2 separate regions of the Mus musculus genome follow, and region 1 is linked to region 2. The links are chromatin loops, found by intact Hi-C in ENCODE. Cell type or tissue: left cerebral cortex. All regions are shown on one strand.

Region 1 (2,500 bases), 180 kb after region 2:
GTGCAGTGCTGAAAAATGCATATTTCCAACATGTTCTCCTTCAGATCCCTTTGCCTTGGCAGGCAGGCAGGCATTACCTCTGCATGCTTTCTGCGCTGTGCATACCAGGCCCATCCTTAGCCAGGGCGACTTTGCCATTGTTCATGCTCTTCATGAAAGTGGCACCAGTAGATAATCATAGAGAATTTTAAATATTATTTAGTGGTCCAGCCAACAAAACTATTGAGGCTGGGAGATGGCTAAGTAGGTAAAGAGCTACCCACACAAGCACTGAGTCCTGGTTTCTGATCTCAGCACCCGTGTAAAAGACAGGCATGCTGGCATATGCCTGTAACTCAACTCTGGGTATGACAGAGACAGATGGATCCTGGGGACCTGCTGGTCAGCTAGTCTAGCCAAACAACAAGACAGGCTCCAGGCTCGGTGAGAAACCCTGTCTCAAAAAAATAAGTGGACAGAGGTAGAGGAAGATACCCAAAGTCAATATGGTGAGTGCAGCCATCTATAAATGAGCACATGGATGCAGACATGTACACAATGATAAAAACATATACAAATTCCAAAAGCAAAACTACTGTATAGTCACTATTATATTGTCACATATATTTGTATATATATGCACATATATAAACATATGTGTATGTGTGTGTGTATGTACCTGTACAAGTACATATATGCATATATAAAACCTTTGGTCCCTCTTTTAAAAAATGTGAAGGGCAATGTGTAAGCAGACAGGCAAGTAATGGGGCAGGAAGATAGTCAAAGTGACAAGTAAAGATGCACCATGTGACATTAGGGAAGCGCTAATGCACAGCAGGAGCTTGTGGGAAGAGTGTTAAGAATCAGGGAAGACTTAATTGAAAAGACCAGGCTTTATGTAGGACTTCCTAGAGAGGGCTGCCATCAAGAAAGTGTTCCTTCCAGCAGAGGAAAGAGAGAGGACAGGTGTGAAGTGCCTTGAACCGCAGGCAGCACAGCATGCCTAGGACAGGGAGCATGCTCAAGGAACAGACTGCAGGGAAGATATGGGACATAGCTTCAATGAAACCCAGAGACATCTTTACATCTTACATTGGGAGCTTTGACTCAAGCATCTTGTTAGGTGGGAGACCAAGCCACCTCAACCCCCCCCCCCCCCAAATGGCATCATGATACCTGCACAGTATACAGATGGCCTTGATATCAGTAGAAGAATGAGTCCCTGAGACTTGACCCAGAGCAAAGAAACCAGACACATTAAATAGCCACTGGTCCAGGTGAGAACTGCCCAAGCCTGAGCTGGGACAGTTCCACTGATGAAGTTCTGAGGAAAGGCACAGATAGTGAAGCGGAACAACTGGTAACTCCGAGTTACTTGAGGTAGAAAAGCATTTGCTATGTGAGCAGATGATGAGATGGCGCCCCCTTGAGTATGAATGAGAGAACAGGCTTGAATGGGAAATACAAGGATGAGTTTTGCAAAAGGCAGAGGCTTTCAGATGAAAATTGAAGAGGTCATCTGTCTGTGAGTCTAAGAAGACAGGCCTGGGCTAGAGGAGTAAATTTAGGAGCCTGTCTTCTGGGTATAGGTGTCTGTGATGTCAGTGGGAAAAGAAGGAGCAAAAAGGGTCAAAAAGAGCTATCTTTGACAATCAGGTCTGGGTTTGAGGTCTGTGTCTACCCCTGCTCGCTAGGCAAGTAACCTAAAGAAAGTTGTGTAGCCACACTGAACCCCACTCTTCTCCGTGATTCAAAGGAGGTGAGAATACAACCTTAAGAGGCTTCTTAGAATTTGATTGTTAATTAAATAAATACAAAATTCTTACTGTGTGTTTGAACCTAGAAACACCAAGTGGACATCATTCATGCTTCCATCCTCATGTTAGGGTGGAGCATCCATTAGATGTGTATAACACAAACAGTATTACTGAAGATACAAGGAAGTACAGCACGGGATAATGGATGTCGGGGCTCTGGCACTATTTATATCTGAGTGGGTCCTCAAGTAGTTCCAGCAAGAGAACTGACATACATTGTCACTTTCCGTGACATTGTTCAGACAGACTCTGATTGGCAGTGGCTCAAGGAGAAAGTGGGAAGGATGAGTTTGTTGATAATGATCAAAGGTTGCTATTTCAACGTCGAGCTGTTATGAGAAATAATGATCTTGAAGGCTAGCTAGAGCAGACGGGTACTTGAGGAGAGGTTTGGGGATTCCTAGATGAGAGTCCTAGGCATAGTGGTACACCGAGGGATGGAGCAGGTGGGGAGAATACAGTAAAGGAAGAGGAAAGGAGACCTCTAGGGAGACTGGCAGATGCCAAGAACGAGCCCTTTGCTGAGATAGCATAGGAAGTGCGTGAAGATTAAATGGGATAATGCATTCTGAAGTGCAGGGAGCAGCATATGGTGGGTACTTAAGAAGCTGTTGACAGCAGAGTCACTATAGATAGTGTATTAGTCAGGGTTCTGCAGAGAGAGAACAAATGGAGAATGCACATCAATGTATAAGAAGGGA
Region 2 (2,500 bases):
CTTGTGTGCCCGCGGAGGTGGGACAGGGGTATGGGGACCGGGATGCTGCCGTGATGGGCAGCGCTGCTTTCCCCTTCCCCGAAGGCGGGTGGCGGATGCGTGGCTCGGGTGGTGTCGCCCCCCAGGCTCATCTTTCACCTAGAGGTGTTTGTCAAGCTTCGAGAAGAGTGAACAATAAGGCTGGGGCAGTTTTACCCCCACCGTTATGTCCCGGGCTGGGGTAAAGTGAGGCTTGCAGCCTTCGCTTACTCCCCCGTCTTCCCCGCCCCGAATAACGGTTTGCAAAATGGGGCAACCACCGGCAGCACCGCAGGGCCCTGTGGTCGTTCCTGCACCCCCGTGCAAATGACGTTAGTTTTTCATTTGCCAAATTGCTGGGTAGTTGCAAAACCTGCCCTCGGCCGGGAGCACGGAGGGATGGGAGGGTCCAGCGCCGCGTTTTGACAGGAGGAAGTGCAGAGGGGCGGAGGGTGAGGAGGGCGTGATCGGGGCTGCCTGGTTGTGTGTGTGTGCGCGCGCGTGTGCGCGCGTGTGCCTTTACACGCACCGAGAGCCTAGGGTTGCACGGTGCCAGCGAAGAATGGCAGGTAGCCAGCTGCCCAAGACACCTCTTCCTTTCTCTGGGCGATATTCCTGATCCTGGCAAAGTGTGAACAATGGGGAGCTCGGGAGAAAGACCGTAGCGACGCTGTCGCGGGTGGCGAGGGCTGTGCCACCGCCCAGAGATCCTTAGCATTCGGGAAGGGGGCGCATTGCATTTTGGCTATTTCCATCTCGGCTTTCCCTGGAAAATTCCTCAGTGTGCCCACCCTCCCTTCCAGCTGCTGCCCCTACCCCACCCAAGGATTTGTGCTTTGGCGTCCCAATGGACTGGGAGAGGGGGAAGCAAAGGGCACTGGGGCCGCCGAGAGCTGGGTGGGATGGGCCGACAGCTGGGGCGGGGGGGGGGCGTGTGCTGCCAAGCACCAGCTGAAAGCAGGCTAGGCGGAGGAGACCGCGCATGGCTGTGGCTTCTGCCTGGTGTGGCTGTACTGGTCCAGATCTCTAAGCCTTGGGTGTGGAGCCCACAGAGCGGCCCCGGGAGCACCCAGTGCGCCCCCCTCCGAGGGCAGCAAGAGAGCAGAGCTGGGCCACCGCCTCCAGCCAACTCTGATCGGCGACCAATCAGAGCGAGGCTGGCTGGGCGGGAAGCCGCGAGAGGCTTTTATTGCGGCGCGGGTGGCGCCCAAGCTGCCAGGATGGTCCCCGGGTGTTCTAGCTTAACGGTCTCGCTCGCCTCCCGTTGGGAGAGACCCCGCCCTGTTACTGCCCCTAGCTGCACGGCCGTTTTCGAGGACGTAAAATGGAGAAGGATAGGCCCTGGGACATCTCTTGGTCCAGCTAGCTTATTCTCGCCCACTCGTGCTTCTTTCTTGGCGCTTTGGAGCATTCAGGCTCCCTGTCCATGGCGCACAGTTGCGACGGAGCGCTTCGCTTGCGAGTGCAGAAGACAGCAGCTCCCAAGCTGTGTCCCGGAGAGCAGACGCGCCTGCGCTGACCCTCTGGCCAAGGACTAGACGCTGGGGTGGAGGGGCGTGGCGGGGTGTGGTAGGGCGTGTCTTGACAGGGCGTGCCAAATGGGTCCTCGCCACCACCAAGCCCTGGACTGGCAGAGGCGTGCCCTTCCCTGTGGTGCTGTGGGTGACCTCCTCTTAGGGTGTGTTTACTGAGACCATCCTTCTGGATAGCAGCATGACAATGGAGACCTAATCTTCCATGATGCGTCTTTTTAGGATCTCCTTGTGGTCTTCTCCATAATGGAGATGGGTGTAACCCTCAGTGTTCCTATCCTGGTGGGAGCTGAGGGAGGGAATCCTACAGTGGCGTGATACTGGATGCTCAGGCAAGACTGGCATCCTAACCAGTGTTCCCTGGAACGAAAGAATCCTTATTCTGCCCCTAAACCCAGGCGGCGAGGACGAAGAGAAAGAAGCACATACCAGCCTGTTTAACAAAAGAAAGTGGTTTTACAAAGAGAATTTTCAATTAAAGTATTGTTTTAACCAGCTTAAAAAAAAATCTAGAGAATTCAGACCAAAGGGTTTGGAAGGATATAAAAGAAGGATATATATGAATATCCCCCGTCATTAAGCTGCAAATGCTGTAGAGTATCCACAGACAATGGTATATATAATTCAAACTCTGTTATTGGTGAGCATGAGAATTTAACATATAAGAAACGCTATCCATAGCACTCGTTAATAAATATCCTGGTGCATAGCAAATGAATCAGATGTTGTAGGTGTCTTCTGCCCTTTAGAAATAAAAAGGCAGCTTGCATAATTGCATAGTAAATCTGAGATTGTGGAAGCAGCATTTGTTGCATGCTGGCTGGCTGACTGAATTCTGTGCTTGAACGATCTGGAACCACGTGCTTAGTTGACAATTTTAGTCCTTTGCTAGTCGAACCTGAAAAAGTTAAGGATTAGGCAGCACTGTTTTTCTAACAAGATAACACCAG

What was found. A loop is a pair of places that touch in the nucleus more often than their neighbours do. Peaks named below come from ENCODE experiments on the same cell type or tissue, not always from the same donor. Only the 100,000 strongest peaks of a DNase experiment are listed, where the experiment ranks them.
Region 1: it touches region 2 in a loop (6-fold over the local background); 7 of 42 quality-filtered maps call a loop at or near these places.

What each region holds. Positions count from the first base shown.
Region 1 is chr9:49,616,307-49,618,806 of GRCm38, reverse strand. The region is part of intron 1 of Ncam1 (neural cell adhesion molecule 1); the gene reads left to right. Among named protein-coding and RNA genes, the nearest start is that of Gm11149, 99 kb to the right of the region's middle. In left cerebral cortex, a CTCF peak has its summit at 1,417 (motif pointing left); DNase peaks (open chromatin) are centred at 1,394 and 2,348; H3K27ac peaks cover 1,229 bases.
Region 2 is chr9:49,795,918-49,798,417 of GRCm38, reverse strand. All of the region lies in intron 1 of Ncam1 (neural cell adhesion molecule 1), which reads left to right. Among named protein-coding and RNA genes, the nearest start is that of Ncam1, 1.9 kb to the left of the region's middle. In left cerebral cortex, no CTCF peak of the experiment used is centred here; DNase peaks (open chromatin) are centred at 1,161, 1,468, 1,860, 2,370 and 1 more place; H3K4me3 peaks cover 2,293 bases; H3K27ac peaks cover 2,024 bases.